2 separate regions of the Homo sapiens genome follow, and region 1 is linked to region 2. The links are chromatin loops, found by intact Hi-C in ENCODE. Cell type or tissue: chondrocyte. All regions are shown on one strand. Links, peaks and the distances in the headings refer to the core of each region. The heading gives the core; the rest is flanking DNA.

Region 1 (8,330 bases), core at 178-8,177, 50 kb before region 2:
GAGCTTTCTGTTGCAAATACCTTGGAGGAGAAAGTAATTTCTAAATATACAGAGAGGTAACTTGACTATATATGTTGCATCCTGTGCCTCCCTTCATATTAATATTTGATAAAGATTTTAATTTATGTAAAACTTCTAAAGCAGAATCAAAGCTCCTCTTGGGGAAATGGCAAGTCTTTAGGATAGGCAAGACCCTGTATGAATAGTACCAAAGCATTACCGCATGGTAGAGAACACACTCGATTAAAAATGTTAAGCTATCTGAAAAATAAAATGTGCAAGTCTTCAGGATGGCACAAAACAAAGGTTAATGCTTCTTGGGGCACATTTCTTAGAGGGCTTGCTGAGTGTGTAAATATAATCGACTTTTGTTTGTGTTACATGACTTCTGTGACTTCATTGAAAATCTGCACAATTCAGTTTCAGCTCTGGATTACTTCAGTTGACCTTTGTGAAGGTTTTTATCTGTGTAGAATGGGTGTTTGACTTGTTTTAGCCTATTAAATTTTTATTTTCTTTCACTCTGTATTAAAAGTAAAACTTACTAAAAGAAAAGAGGTTTGTGTTCACATTAAATGGTTTTGGTTTGGCTTCTTTTAGTCAGGCTTTCTGAACATTGAGATATCCTGAACTTAGAGCTCTTCAATCCTAAGATTTTCATGAAAAGCCTCTCACTTGAACCCAAACCAGAGTACTCTTACTGCCTCTTTTCTAAATGTTCAGGAAAAGCATTGCCAGTTCAGTCTTTTCAAAATGAGGGAGAAACATTTGCCTGCCTTGTAATAACAAGACTCAGTGCTTATTTTTTAAACTGCATTTTAAAAATTGGATAGTATAATAACAATAAGGAGTAAGCCACCTTTTATAGGCACCCTGTAGTTTTATAGTTCTTAATCTAAACATTTTATATTTCCTTCTTTTGGAAAAAACCTACATGCTACAAGCCACCATATGCACAGACTATACAGTGAGTTGAGTTGGCTCTCCCACAGTCTTTGAGGTGAATTACAAAAGTCCAGCCATTATCATCCTCCTGAGTTATTTGAAATGATTTTTTTTGTACATTTTGGCTGCAGTATTGGTGGTAGAATATACTATAATATGGATCATCTCTACTTCTGTATTTATTTATTTATTACTAGACCTCAACCACAGTCTTCTTTTTCCCCTTCCACCTCTCTTTGCCTGTAGGATGTACTGTATGTAGTCATGCACTTTGTATTAATATATTAGAAATCTACAGATCTGTTTTGTACTTTTTATACTGTTGGATACTTATAATCAAAACTTTTACTAGGGTATTGAATAAATCTAGTCTTACTAGAAAATAAAAGGAGCTGTTTTGTGGCTTTGTTTGACAGGTCTTCAGTAAGAATAATGTTTTTGGCTTTCACATATACTCAGTTTAAGTGCTTAGTATTAATAACAAGCCATGAAGGGAATAAATTCCTCTTCACTGAGACATAGACTTTGGAATAAAAGACATTTTAACTGATGTGCACAATTATTAATCTAGTGGATAAGATGGATTTAAAAGGAAGAACAAAATGTTCCCAGTACTTTTTACTGTCTGTGGTTTTATTACTATCTATGGGCATAGTGGGAAGCATCATTGAGACTTTAGGGAAACTATAAAAGTTGGAAGGGTGGTGGCATCAGGGGTTGGATGCTGGTTCTCAAGTTCCTAGCTCTGCCCCTTGTTAGTCATTTGAGTTAAATAATTAATGGGAATATCTACTTCACAGGATTATGAGGAATCCTAAGAGGTGTAATCCATATCAAACTTTTAGAAACCAGTTGTTTTATTACCTGGGAAAGGTAATAAAGGGCCAGACTTTTTATACTACTGTTAGTATTTAAATTTGGGATAGTCTGGATGCCACCTAATACAGTTACTATGAAATTAACAAGGTAACTAAGGAAGTTGATAGTACCAGTATTATCTATTGCTATGTCCTAAATTACCATAGATTTAGTGGCTTAAAACAAATGCGTCTCAGTTTCTGTCTGAGCATGGTTTAGATAGGTCCTTTAGAAAGCTCATGGTCTCATCTGCATTCTCACCTGGTGATTTGGGAAGAACTCATTTCAGCCTCACTCGGCTGGCAGAATTCAGTTCTTGCCACTGCAGGACTGAGTGTCCAGACCTCTCACTGGTTGTCAGCTGGAGGCCCCCGCTTAGTTCCTTGCCAGCTGGGTGCTCCCTGCATGGCCTGGCTGCTGACTGGACCACTGACATGATTACTGTCACTACCAGCAAGTGTCGAGAGCCAAGCTGCCAGCAAGAGGGGTCTTTTCAGGTCCTGCCCATATCCAAGGGGAGAGGCTCATACGAAGGATTGGATACCAAGAGGTGCGGGTGGGGCTAATGGGAAGGCACCTAGAGTTTGTCACAGCTTTTTTTTTTTTTAACTGAATCTCTTTAAATTGGTCGTCTCGCCCTACAATGCAAATGCTTTGTGTAGCAAGTAAAAAGAAAAATGGCTCTCACAATATGAAAAACCCTGGCTGGGCACTGTGGCTTATATAAACCTGTAATCCCAGCACTTTGGGAGGCCCAGGCGGGTGGATCCCTTGAGGTCAGGAGTTCAAGTCCAACCAGGCCAACATGGTGAAACACCGTCTCTACTAAAAATAAAAAAATTAGCCAGGCATGGTGGCATGCGCCTGTGGTCCCAGCCACTCGAGAGATTGAGGCAGGAGAATTGCTTGAACCTGGGAGGTAGAGGTTGCAGTGAGCTGAGTTGGGCCACTGCACTCCAGTCTGGGTGACAGAGTAAGACTCCACCTCCAAAGAAAAAAAAGAAAAGACCTACTGTTGGGCCAGACACTTTTAAACATTGTTTAAGTAACCCTGCAAAGTAAAAAAAAATCTATTTACCGGTAAGAGGAGGTGCCAGGAGGTCATGTAACTTGAATGAAAGAATCTGCTTTTCTTATTTGAAAGCCTTTGTTCTCTAAACTGTCTCCTGTCTGCTGCAGTAATGCTGTCCTAACCCTCATTGGAAACTATTCCCTGGGTCTCTTCTTGCCTCCCTTCTTTCTGAAGGCTGAAATGAGGGGCAAGTTTAACTTTTGCAGATACGTTGATCTTTAACTTAAATCAAATTCTGTTTTTTAATTTTGATAATGTTCAAAGTACCTATTATCTGTCTTTTTGTGGAGAAAACTGCTGGAGGTTTAGTGAAACGATATCTTAAAACAATTCATCAAGGTGGCTGCTCTGCAGTGAACAATAGAAGGTACCCTGGGAGCTCTTCTATTCAGCGTCCCTAGAACAGTTTCCTAGTGCCCCAGATTTAGCATTGTAGTGGCCAGGCAATCATTTTTGTGTGATGTTCAGTGAACTCGGAAGGGAGGAGAAAGCCAAATTAGATCAAAGATAGATAATTTCACAGGCTCATGTTCTCAAAGAAAGGGATCTGCGGGTTCTGTCTAACAATTTCTCAAGCTGTGGAGTTTGGTTACTCATTGTAGTCATGAGAATGCTTTAGGTATCAAATACCTTACACCCTGGTTAGAAACTGCTTGTTATTGTATGTTGACTAGGGGGTCTTAGACAAACTTAGTTGCAAGCTTTAGCATGAAAGAACTTAGTCATTCAGTTTAGAGAGAGACAAAAGATTTTTTTGCGAAAGCCTGCTCTTTATCTGAAAGGGGAAAATGATTTATTCTGTTTTACAGCATTTATTCTCTAAACTTCTATGGCTTATATTAGCTTAACTGTGTCTCCAGGTATTGGCTTTTTTTTTTTTTTTTTTTTCAGACAGAGTCTTGCTCTTGTTACCCAGGCTGGAGTGCAATGGCGTGATCTCGGCTCACTGCAACCTCCGCCTCCTGGGTTCAAGCGATCCTCCTGCCTCAGCCTCCCGAGTAGCTGGGATTACAGGCGCCTGCCACCACGCCCAGCCAATTTTATATTTTTAGTAGAGATAGGGTTTCACCATGTTGGCCAGGCTGGTCTTGAACTTCTAACCTCAGGTGACCCACTTGCCTCAGCCTCCCAAAGTGCTGGGATTATAGACGTGAGCCACCACGCCCAGCCAGTATTGGCTTTTTGCAAATAAAAGAGAAGGATTGTTTTTGCTTACATTTATATTTAAATCTCAAAATAATTAAAACTAAAAAATCTCAAATTATTTAGTAAGTTCCTGGTAGAGTTAAAATAGAAACCTGAAAAATTATACTTTTTTTTTTTTTCCTTTCCTTTTCTTTTTTTTTTTTTTTTTTTTGAGACAGAGTCTCACTGTGTAGCCCAGGCTAGAGAGCAGTGGCTCAATCTCAGCTCACTGCAACCTCTGCCTCCTGGGTTCAAGGGATTGTCCCACCTCAGCCTCCCGAGTAGCTGGGATTACAGGCATGTGCCACCATGCCTGGCTAATTTTTGTATTTTTTGGTAGAGACAGGGTTTCGCCATGTTTGCCAGGCTGGTCTCGAACTCCTGACCTCAAGTGATCTGCTCGCCTCAGCCTCCCAAAGTGCTGGGATTACTGGTGTGACCCACCATGCCTGGCCATACTGTTTTTTTTTTTTTTTTTCCCCTCAAGTAAGTGTATACTTGGCCTCCAATTAACTTTACAAATCTCTTCAATGTTGATCTGTCACTGATGGCTTCTTCATGAGACATTCCAAAGCCTTTATCTTATTTACCCAGCCTCTCCACAGTACTTAATACGATTGACAGTTTCTTTCTTGAAATACTCTTGGTTGAAAACACACTTTCTAGGTTTTCCTTGGACCTCAGATGCTCACTGGCCCAGGCTTCATCTTCAGCCTTCTTCCTAGATTATCTCCATTCCATGGTCCCAGATACCATATGAAATATGCAGACATCTCCCATATCTGTCTCTAGAGATTTTTATCAGTCCTGCTGGCAGGAAATAGATGGCTTACTGAAATTGGATAATTTGAGGAAAGTTTAATAAAAGGACCTTTACAAAGTTGTATGTAGGGTATAGGGAAACCTCAGGGTGAGTTTAGTTCTTGGGACTAGTAACATTGGAGTCCTGTTACTACTACTCCTGGGTCTGAAGATTGAATAGAGGGAGTTGGTTAATGGAACCAGGAGACCAACAGGCTATCTAAAAAGAGTGGGGGCCTGGAGGAAGCAGTAGGAGTAAATATTCTCACTCTCCAGATTGGCCAACTCCATCATTAGTGCCTTCACACCTGTTTGTTTTCTCTGACCCGTTTCCCTACCATCCTATAACTAGGCAACACCTACTTATTTATCCTTCAGGTTTAAGCTGAGGCATTACTTGGGGAAGCATTCCAGAATAATTCCTCTTTCTTCCAACACACACACGTACAAAATAACATGCTACATGGGTTCCAAGAGAGCATGAAGCACTGTTTAGTCACCACTACAGCTCCCAGAGGGGTTGATTAGGATATATTAATAGCAGGGTCACAATAAATATTTATATTGATTGATTGCTTACAACCTGGTATTTTCAGAAATCATATTCTTAGAAGAGTTGAATTTATCCCAACTGTCTTGAATTTTATTCAAGAATGTTAAAAAATACTTTGAAGAAATTTTAAGTACACAGAAAAGTTGAAAGAATAGTATAATAGTATAACTTTCACCTAGATCCACAAATGCAACATTTTACCATATGTGCTTTATCTAATTTCTTTTGCTGAATCATTTGAAAGTAAATTGTAACACCATGATACTTCACCCCTAAATACACATTCATCTAGGAATAAGAATATTCTCCTCCCTAGCCATAATGTCATTGCCATATCTGAGCTGATTAAGAATAACTCAATATCCAATATGATAGATCTGTATGGAATAAATTGTCCCTATCATCCCAAAGTGTCTTTTAAAACATTTTCTCCTCATCCGGGGTCTAGTCCAAGGTTCAGGCATACTTTTGGTTATATCTTTCCTCTTTTAATCTAGAATAGTCCTCTGCTTTTTCTGCCCATGGCAATGAACATTTTGAAGTGTCTAAGCCAATTGTCTTGTAAAATATCCCCTATCCTGGATTTTTCTGGCTATGTTTTATTATTATTATTTTTTATTTTGAGACAGAATATCCCTCTTTTCCCAGGCTGGAGTGCAGTGGCATGATTATAGCTTACTGTAACCCTGAATGCCTGGGCTCAAGCAATTCTCTTGCCTCAGCCTCCTGAGTATCTGGGACTACAGGCCTGTGCCACCATGCCTGGCTATCTTCTTTTTTGGTAGGGATGGGGTCTCACTATGTTGTCCAGGTTTGGTTGTTTTCTTAGTAGATGTGGATTTTACTTTTGGCAAGGATATAGCATAGATTGTGTGGTGCCTCTGTTACTGCATCATGTCAAGAAGCACACAATGTCAGGTTGTCCCACTGTTGGTGATGCTAAGATTAATCGCTGGGTTAAGATCGCCAGATCTTTTTCCATTTTAAAGTATATATCTTTTCTTTTGTAAATGAACAAAATAATCTGTGGGGTAATACTGTGAGACTTTTAAAACAACCTTTCATTGAGCACCTACGTACAAGGCCCTACTAAGTGTTCTAAGTAGTCCCTTGATGCTTGAGAAATCGTGTGGCTAGAATCGTGAAGTCCTTTTTGAGAATCGTAGCATACTAAGATTGTGGGGCTTTTTTCTTGTCATTTAATTGTGTGTGACTTTTATTTTCTATTCAGAAATAAGTATGTAGTGGATGGGGGTAAGGGTTATGTTTGGCACGTGAGCTTATTAGTTAATATCACCAGGGCATAGATGAATAAACAATGGAATTAGAGTCAGGAGACTTGAATTTAAATCCTGGTTTTGCTACTTACTGGCTTTATGATCTTTGATAATTTTTCTCTGAGCTCATTTCCTTTGTAAGTGGAGGAAATAATACCAAACACAGCTGTAGTAAGAGCAAAATGAGGATCATAGAGGGCCTGGCCTATAATAGGTGCACAGTGATAAGCACCTAATGATAAACTTGTTCCCTCATTTGTTCTTTAATCTTTAGGAATGAAGTCTAATTGGATATGCTAAGAATGAAAACTTTTTTGATCTGTAGTTATGATGAACACAGGAAAGGTCTTAAACAGTTCACATCAACAACCACCCCTCTGCCCCCATAAAAAAGCTCAAAGCTTTCTTAGGTTTCAGTGCTTAAAGGAGAATATGTATTCACTACAAGATTATTATGCTTTGGCAGCACATGAATCCCAGGATTGGGAAATTGTAGAGAGGGCATGAAGCTATGCCAGATATAATTAAGCTGCACAAAAAGTATGTTGAAATCCAGAGGGTGGCCAAGATAGGCTCTCAGGATGATTTTTTGAAGGAATGATTATATTAGATTCAGGGAGTACATGTGCAGGTTTGTTACTGGGCTCTATTGCGTGATGCTGAGGTTTGGGGTGTGAATGTCACTCAGATAGTAAGCACAGTACCTAACAGTTTTTCAACCCTTGTCACCTTCCCCCTTCCAGTAGTCCCCACTGTCTGTTGTTGCCATCTTTTTATGTCCATGAGTACCCATGGTTTAGCTTCCACTTATGAATGAGTATATGTGGTATTTGGTTTTCTGTTCCTGTGTTAATTTGTTTCGGGTAGGCCTACCCAAGGATGATTTTTTAAAAATTTTATTATTATTATACTTTAAGTTTTAGGGTACGTGTGCACAACGTGCAAGTTTGTTGCATATGTATACATGTGCCATGTTGGTGTGCTGCACCCATTAACTCGTCATTTAGCATTAGATATATCTCCTAATGCTATCCCTCCCCATTCCCCCCACCCCACAACAGTCCCCAGTGTGTGATGTTCCCCTTCCTGTGTCCATGTTTTCTCATCGTTCAATTCCCACCTATGAGTGAGAACATGCGGTGTTTGGTTTTTTGTCCTTGCGATAGTTTGCTGAGAATGATGGTTTCCAGTTTCATCCATGTCCCTACAAAGAACATGAACTCATCAGTTTTTATGGCTGCGTAGTATTCCATGGTGTATATGTGCCACATTTTCTGAATGCAGTCTATCGTTGTTGGACATTTAGGTTGGTTTCAAGTCTTTGCTACTGTGAATAGTGCCGCAATAAACATACATGTGCATGTGTCTTTATAGCAGCATGATTTATAATCCTTTGGGTATATACCCAGTAATGGGATGGCTGGGTCAAATGGTATTTCTAGTTCTAGATCCCTGAGGAATCGCCACACTGACTTCAAATGTAATCCAGCATATAAACAGAACCAAAGACAAAAATCACATGATTATCTCAATAGATGCAGAAAAGGCCTTTGACAAAATTCAGCAACCCTTCATGCTAAAAATTCTCAATAAATTAGGTATTGATGGGACGTATCTCAAAATAATAAGAGCTATCTAT
Region 2 (8,330 bases), core at 189-8,188:
TACCTGCCTCCCCTGTGTCATCCTCACCTGATTCTCATGGGGCCCTGGAAGGAAGTGATGACTGTTTCATTTTATAGCTCCACAGCAGATGACACCCAAGGTAAGAGCGGTTAAGTTACTTTGCCAAGGTCACATGGCTGGTCCATGAGGGAGGAGACATTTAAACCCAGGGCTGTCTGGCTTGGAACCTCTGCTTCTCACGCTATGCCAGCCTGTCTCTACTGCACTGTGGTATTAACCACGAGCACAATATTAACTGCTGTGGTTTAATGTGTGTTTTATATATTACAGCAATGGCACTAAGATGGCAAGGATGTTTGAGAGTTGTGGCTTGCTGGTTGTTGCTGTAACTAGGTTTGTACATGAAATATTAGCAATCAATAAACATGAGAAGGAATGCAGAACATCACTAGTAATCAAAGAAATCCAAATTATGGCAACAATAGTATACTACTTTTTGCCTTTCTTTTTTCTTTATTATTATTCTTTTTTTTATAGAGATAGGATCTCACCTTGTTGCTCAGGCTGGAGTGCAGTGGTGCAATCATAGCTACTGCAGGCTCAAATTTCTGGCCTCAAGTGATTCTTCTGCCTCAGCCTCCCTAGTAGCTGGGACTACAGGTGCATGCCATCTTGCCTTCCAAATGTGCACAGATTTTTAAGCTGATAACTGCTAACATGATGCAGCCCTCTACTCCAGCACTGGTGGAGTATAGCGTGTCAAAACCTTTGAGAAAAGCCTCTTTGCAAAGGGTACTACAAGCCTTAAGAACTAAGGCTAAGGGCACTAAAGGCATATCTTTGGACCAGTAACTGCACTTCTAAAACTCCATATTAAGAAAATAATAAGAAAAGCTATCAAATATCTTATGTGTTAGAGTGCTCATTAAAGAGCAATTTATAATAAAGGAAAATCAAAAACAATTTAAATTTCTTACATTATGGGAACATTTTATTTATTTACTTTTTATTTTTTGGGACAGAGTCTCACTATGTTGCCAGGTTAACATGCAATTGTGTGATCTCAGCTCACTGCAACCTCTGCCTCCCAGGTTCAAGCAATTCTCCTGCCTCAGCCTCTTGAGTAGCTAGGATTACATGTGCATGCCAGCATGCCCAGCTAATTTTTGTATTTTTAGTAGGCATGGGGTTTCACCATGTTGGCCAGGCTAGTCTTGAACTCCTGACCATGTGATCCACCCACCTTGGCCTCCCAAAGTGCTGGGATTACAGGCATGAGCCATTGCACCTGGCCCATTAGGGGAACATTTTAAATAAAGTATGGTATGTGCATGGATGAGTGGGTTTGGGAAACTATTAAATGACACAGGGAAAATGTTCTCAATGCACTGTGAAGTTTACATACTATGTATATATGTATAATTATGTATTGTATTACCAACATACATGCCTTAAAGTTTTCTCTTTTTATTTATTTATTAATTTATTTTTTGAGACAGGGTCTGGCTCTGTTGCCCGGGCTGGAGGTGTAGTGGCACCATCTCAGCTCACTGTAGCTTTAATCTCCTGGACTCAAGCCTCAGCCTCCCCAGTAGCTGGGATTACAGGTGCGCACCAACATGCCTAGCTAATTTTTGTGGTTTTTGTAGAGACAGGTTTCGCCATGTTGTCCAGACTTGTCTCAGACTCCTGGGCTTAAGCGACTCACCCACCTCAGCCTCCCAAAGTGCTGGGATTATAGGCGTGAGCCACAACTCCCAGCTTTAAGTTTGCTCTTTTTGGTGTACAGTTCTTGGAGTTTTAAAAAACACATACAGTTGCAGGTGTGTCCATGTAATTTCAAGTGAGGAAAAATAGAATACAGTATTTTCCTAAGTTTTGAAAACATATATGTTTTCCTCATATGGCTGGAAGGAGAGCACTAAAGAGTAATCAAAGTAAGTGGACCTGGCTTAGTGGCCCTGGAGAAATGGCGTGCAAAATTTTAAACAAACATTTTCCTCCTGGGCCTCAGTTTGTTTTCCATGAGATACCATGAGTGCCCTCAGTCCTGCTGTAGTCAGTGTGGTAGGTGTGGGCTCCAGGCCACGATAGGCCCTGACTGTGGGCAGAGGCCCCAGACTTACCAGTGTGCCCAGTGGGGCTGGAGAGGCGGTGGGGCATGGCCAGCCTGGGGCTCTGGTGTGTGTCTCTTGGCTCAGTATAGAATGAAAGGCTGCCAGCCGGGGCCGTGTCCTGGCTGGAGAGCAGTGGAGGGCAAAGTCCTCTCCCTGCACCCTCCTCACTGTCTCTGCCAGGCAGCTGCTTCAGAGTTGGGGCCCAGGAGGTAGAGGGCTCCTAGAGAAGAAGTCTGCCAGTTCCCTTAAAGAACTAGAATCCTCCGTCTTCTTCTGGGTGGGGTCAGCTAATCAGGCGAGCCAACATTCTGCTGCCCAGCCCTCTCGCCGCCCCCCTGCCTCCTCTGGTTCCCGAGGCTGGCTTCATGGATCCCCTCTCAGAGCTTCCTTGGTCCCGTGAGGGTGGCGTTATTCTTACTTTGTTCCCAGTAGGGAGAAGCCTTTGTGTGTAGTTGGCTGAGCATCTAGAAGCTGCTCTTTCAAAGTCACTAGCCGGGGTGGGATGAGGATGGGCTGCTTTAGGGCCAGGGGGCCCTTGCCAGCAGCCTGGGAGGGGCTCTGCCACTTGCCCTGCTCTAGGTTGTTTTGGGCATGGCCCAGGCCCTGGACATGCCTTCTGTCCAATGCCTGGAGCCCTGGGATGCCACCCAGTCTGTCCCCTGTCCCCTCCTCCATCCACCAGTGAGCACGGCTCCCATTCTGCAGATAAGGAGCAACAGCCTAGACATGCGACACAGCCTGCCCAAGCTCCCATGGCCAGTTCTGGAAAGAGCCCAGAGTAGAATCTGGGTGCCCCGATGGCCAGGAGTTTTCTTTCCCCTTTGCCTGCCAGCAGAGGATGTAACAGACGAACAAGGGGCTCCAGTAGTCGCTGGGCTTGACCCAGGCCCGGGGCCTTTCCTTCTATGGCGGCCGCACCCGTACCTCACGCACATTCCCAATTGCGCAGAAGTGAAGTGTGGGCCTGTCCTAGAGGGACTCTGAGGCAGGGTATTCAGCCAGGAGTTCTGTGGAGAACTGGGTCCCCAGAGGCCTCGTAGCACAGCCTCTGAATCAGCCTGAGAAAGCTGGGGTGTGGGTGGTATATTTGGGGGAATGAAGGAGGCTATCATTGTTGAGTCTTAAAAACCAAAGCAGAGGCCGGGCATGGTGGCTCACACCTGTAATCCCAGCACTTTGGGAGGCTGAGGCGGGTGGATAACCTGAGGTTGGGAGTTCGAGACCAGCCTGACCAACATGGAGAAACCCCATATCTACTAAAAATACAAAATTAGCCGGGCATCCTGTAATCCCAGCTACTTGGGAGGCTGAGGCAGGATAATCGCTTGAACCTGGGAGGCGGAGGTTGTGGTGAGCCGAGATTGTGCCACTGCACTCCAGCCTGGACAACAAGAGCAAAACTCCATCTCAGGAAATCAAACAAACAAACAAACAAACACAAAAACCAAAGCAGAAAAAAATAACTGAATACAGAGGCGTCCCTGCAAGCCTGTCATAAGGATGTTTGTTTCTCATGAGCTTTTCCACCTTCTTCCTTGTTGCGAGTGGCTGCGCAGTGGTTGATTTCCATGTCTTATTGTCTGCTGGGCTCAGCCATCATGTGGTGGTGACCCCACTGCCATCACAGCCACCGTTTGTGGAGCATCTCTCATAGGCCAGGCGTGGAGCGGGGTGCTTTACCACCTCACTGAATTTCCGATACAACCCCAGGAGGTGGGAGCTCCTGTTTGTTGTTCCTATTTTGCACATAAGGGGGCTCAGAGTAGTTAAGTAAGTTGCTCGCGTTCCACAGCAGTTTGTGGGGCACCAGCTCTGGCTGACTTGAGGTCCTCACTCTTCCTCAGGGCTGTACTGATCCCTTCCTCCTCACATGGCTGAGCCCTGAGCCCAGGAGATAGAGCTGTTGGCTAAGCAGCTTAGTGTGTGCCCAGATCACAGCAGGAGAAGCAGCCAGGCCTCTGCCCCTCCACTCTCACCCTCCCTGGCTCCCTTTCCATGGGCTGGCCTTGCATGGGTTTGGCTGAGGAGGGCAGCGAAGGCCCCGTTGGTTTCCTGTTTCCTCTGAAGTGAGCTGTTGGGCAGACGGAGAGCCCAAGCCAGGTGCCAGCAATGGGCGGCAAAGGGGCGAGAGGTGACTGAGCTCAAGGGCACCGCCTTTGAGAAGCCAGCTCTGATCGTGCTGTCCTGAGGCTCCACTGTGCTCACAGGCTCTCTCGCTGGGAACCAAGGGCTTACCAGCTGGCCTTGGCTGTCAGTTGTAAGTTCTCTGGTGCCTGGCACCTGGGGCGAGGCTGTCCTTACAGCTTGTCCATCGGAACTGCTGGGTGTAAGTGTTAGCAACAGGGCCTGTCTGGGGGCACCTTGCCCCAAACAGTGCACTCCAAGGTGGAGGGTGCTTACGTGATGCTGTTTTTGACCCCAGCAGTCTGCGCAGAGGCAGGGAGATGACTATGTCTATGACTTAGGCTTCTTGACCCAGAGTCCCGTCCCCTCCCCAAGAGACTGTCAGCCACATGGACCCTGGTCCCTGTGGATGAACAAGTCCAGGCTGGCCTCATCCTCTTCCTGGGCCTCCTTTTCTTTCCCTGAACTTCCAAAGCCCCTCAACCATTTCCCCAAAGCCTGTGGACATCTCGGGAGGTGAGGAAGGTAGAATTCCCACCCGCTACCTCTCTGTCCCAGTGGGCAGGAGGCCAGGTCCTTCTCTGCCAGCCGCAGCCCTGGAGCTGGGTCCCAGCCCTCCCTCGATGGCACGAGGTGCACAGTTGGGAGGAGCAGAGGCAGCTGGTGGTGTGGGCTGGGGCCTCTGAGGAGTGGCCTGGCGAGCTCTCCTTTGGGAAGACATGCCCTCCAGTCACCTCCTGCCCACCAGACCCTGTGCTCACAGACAGCGAGCGCCAGTGGCAGCAGGTCCTGCCAGATGGCAAGGCCCCAGCTGCCCCTGTAACCGGGACCATGTGGTGGCTGGTCTCTTTAGTCACAGTGTGAGAGCCGGCTAATGTGGGAAGAGGGTTCACAGCGGCCAGTTCCTGCTGGAGTAGCAGAGAAAGGAGCGCGTGTGGTTCACTAGGCTCACACCACCCCAGCCAGGCTCAGGAGATGATTCCTGTGGAGTCAGTAGCCTTGGGGGCTTCCTTGCCAGGGCTCTCCCCTCCCCTTCCCCTCCTAGGGCAGTTGACCTGGTGGCCTCATCTCTCAGCATCCAGCAGCCTGCCTTGGGAGCTTAGGGGCCTCTTCTGCTGAGCCTCTCTCCCTCTTTGTGCCTTCCTTCTTGACCCTAAGAAGAAGGGCACTGGGTCTTTCCAAGGACTCCGGTAGCTCAGCTCACCTAGGTGCTCAGTGATCCTGGGAAGAATAGCAAACACCACCCACACCCCCAGGCCCTGCTCCCCTCCAGCCTAGGCAGGTGCATTCCCTCTGCTGCTCACTGGCAGTGCCTGGTTCTGGAACTCAGCACACACAAGGGCAGGGCTGGCTTAAAGGTTTTCATTTTAAGTCTCTTAAAATTAAAGGATTTTATTTTAAAGAAATTAAAATTTCTTCCATTTCTCTGAAGGAATGAGGCCTACCCATGCTAGGTAGGCAGCTCCATCAGGCCTGGTGGTAGGGGCCGTCTGTGGAGGTCAGGAGTGTACCCGCATGCCTGCTCCCCTCCACAGCACATTGTGGTTCTCCCACGAGTTTATCTGAGTTCTCCTGGTCTCAGCCATGTTTTATCCTGTGTCATCCCCACGGTAAGGAACTCCTTGCCTTTGCCCGTTGTGTAAAACTCAACTGCCGTTTATTTGTCCTTAGATCATTCTTTTGAGCTTCAAGGGATGCCTGGGGTTCTGTTTCAGGTCTGTGTCAGTTCTCTTTATTGTCCTTTGTGATTTTGCAGACTTGATCCAATGCCATCAGTCCTGTTTTTCCAGAATGGAGTTCCTGGCTTTTTGTATTCACCCGTCATGTCTCACCATTTCATGTGCCTCTTGGATGTCTGGTGTGCTTCATGTGTCAGAGTGAGTCTCCCCAGTAGAGTTGGGGTGCCCTGAAGGCAGGGCCTTTATCCCCCTTTCCTAGATCCACCTGCAGCCACACACACAGGAAGACCTTCCCACCGCACAGATAGACTCGAGAAGCCCCGTCTCTGCTCCCATTCTAGTCCCAGCCGGACCATGCTGAGGTCAGCTTCTTAGTGGCCACAGACATTGCCCATCCCAGGTTGGCTCAAGGCACCAGGTCCATGACACCAGAACCCTTTCCCGCTGCTGTGACAGGAGTGCTGAAGGTGTGCAGAGCTGGGCTCTTGGACTTCTTCTGTGTGATTGTTGGCTGCCAGGCTCAGGGAGCAGCCAGGTTAGTGGCCGTGATAGGCACAGCAGCCCTGAGGAAGGGCCTTGGATGCTGGGAGGGACTGAGGTGATAGGGTAGCCTATGGGGGTGGCACCAGGCTCTCTTCCATGCACCGCCTCATCTCCTGTCTGCTTCCCCTCCCTTCTCAGCTCCCTTTCTTCCTCATTGTTCTCCTCTTCCTTCCCTGCTGTGCTTTGGGAGTTATCTCAGTCGCAGGCATGCCCTCCCGCCACCCCATCTCCAGGAGAGAGCTCGGAAGAAATTCCTCATTGTTGGCTTCATACTGCCATGGGTTACTTAGAGGCTGGGGCATTTTTGAGATCAAAGGCTGCCGTTAGAGATGGTCAGAGAGCATTGGTGGCATGCAGAGCCACAGCAGAGACCACCTCCAGGACTAAGGAAGGGAGATGACAGTAAGTGTGCACCTGCTGTGTGACACATGCTGTCCACAGGGCCTGGAATCTGGCAGCAGAGGGAGCTGGGTGCTGTGGCCTTCCCAGCAATGAGCTGCCCTGGGGATGAAATCCCTGCACTGTGACACCCTCCTTGGTGTGAGTGTACCATGGGGTCTGAAGGAGGAGGGGGCAAGGTTGAGGGCTCTGAGTGGCTGATCTTGACAGATGATGGATGTGTCTGAGAGGGGAGAAGGCCCAGCCTTGCATTCTTGGGAACAGGTGCTGATTGCCTTCAGGGCTCCAGCCTCTTTTCTTGGCCTTTTCAATGCTCAGACATCCTCTTCCTTGCCCTCACCCCTGCTCTTCCCACATCTTCAAAGCTGAAGGAGTCTCCTTATTCTGGAGGTGAGGAGCAGTGAGGGAGAACTGCCTGTAAGTCAGCAGAGAACTGGACAAGGGTGCCTAGCCTTGCGCCTGGGTCAGGTCTGCAGGTGCCTTCTACACCAACCTTGTGCCTAAGTGCCAGGTTTCCAGCTAAATGCTCAACACATTTCTTCACCAAAAAGAGAGCTGAAATGAATGACTGTGGGGTTCTGTCTTGTCCATTCTGATAATGATAACAATGATGACAACAGCATCCAACACCTGTAGAATGTTCACTAGCCACCAGGCACTGTTTCTTATGTTAACTTAGTTTTTCTTTGCAATGATCTTGAAGGGATACATTTAACATATATGAAAAATGAGTTGCAGATGAATTGAGTCGCCAAGGGCTCTGTTTACAAGCATGCCTCCCCACCATCCTGTCCTTAAAATAGTGATTCCAAGTTAGTTTTCATTAATGATCCATGAGTGATGGCCAGCATGCAGCACCTAGTTTCATGTGGACATTTCTCTCTCTGGTTTATGACCACTGCACGGGGTGGATGGTTATTATTATTGGGAATAACCGTGTATCAGAGTGCAGCTCTTAGCCTGGAGAATGGGAAATGGAAAGGACCAGAGATTCAAAGAAGGCAATTTACCCAAGGTCACACAGCCCTTTAAGGCCAAGTAGAGCCTCCTAAGCATTTCTTGCCACACTCTCCCAGGCCCACCCACACCTCTGTTGCAATGGAGGGCCCCACTACCCAGGAGAGCAGGTCTAGGGCACAGTGCCAAGCCTGATGAATGTCCTTCATACCCTTTTCAAACAACAGGCTACGATTAGGCCTAATTATAGGGGCCTGGTCCCTTAATATTCTTCCTGGCATGTCTCTTGCCAATCAAATCAGTGCCATCTGCAGTGTGATTCCTGCTTTAGTGGCATCAAGGGGAGGAGTTAATTCAACCCAATGTAAATAGATTCTGCCCTCACTTTGCAATTTAAGGAGTGTTTTTCCCTCCTGTCCCGCACCCCCACATGCACCTCCTTCCTTCTGGCTCCCTAAGCTCTAGCCTGGGTGAGCAGGGTCTGGACACTCTATACCTAGAGTCACTAGCCACTGCCCAGTCTGTGTCAGAAGCAGGCCTCGAATTCCTC

Evidence for each region. Peaks named below come from ENCODE experiments on the same cell type or tissue, not always from the same donor. Only the 100,000 strongest peaks of a DNase experiment are listed, where the experiment ranks them.
Region 1: a loop joins it to region 2, with 5 times the contacts of the local background. A loop is called at or near these places in 1 of 110 quality-filtered maps.

Annotation. Positions count from the first base shown.
Region 1 is chr12:31,273,587-31,281,916 of GRCh38, reverse strand. It overlaps SINHCAF (SIN3-HDAC complex associated factor), which reads left to right. Exons shown (of 6, transcript NM_001135812.2): 6 at 1-1,333. Among named protein-coding and RNA genes, the nearest start is that of FLJ13224, 47 kb to the left of the region's middle. RefSeq lists a silencer at 2,668-2,962. In chondrocyte, for the core only: no CTCF peak of the experiment used is centred there; no DNase peak of the experiment used is centred there.
Region 2 is chr12:31,223,507-31,231,836 of GRCh38, reverse strand. No RefSeq gene overlaps it. Among named protein-coding and RNA genes, the nearest start is that of FLJ13224, 97 kb to the left of the region's middle. RefSeq lists a silencer at 2,765-3,322. In chondrocyte, for the core only: no CTCF peak of the experiment used is centred there; a DNase peak (open chromatin) is centred at 4,929.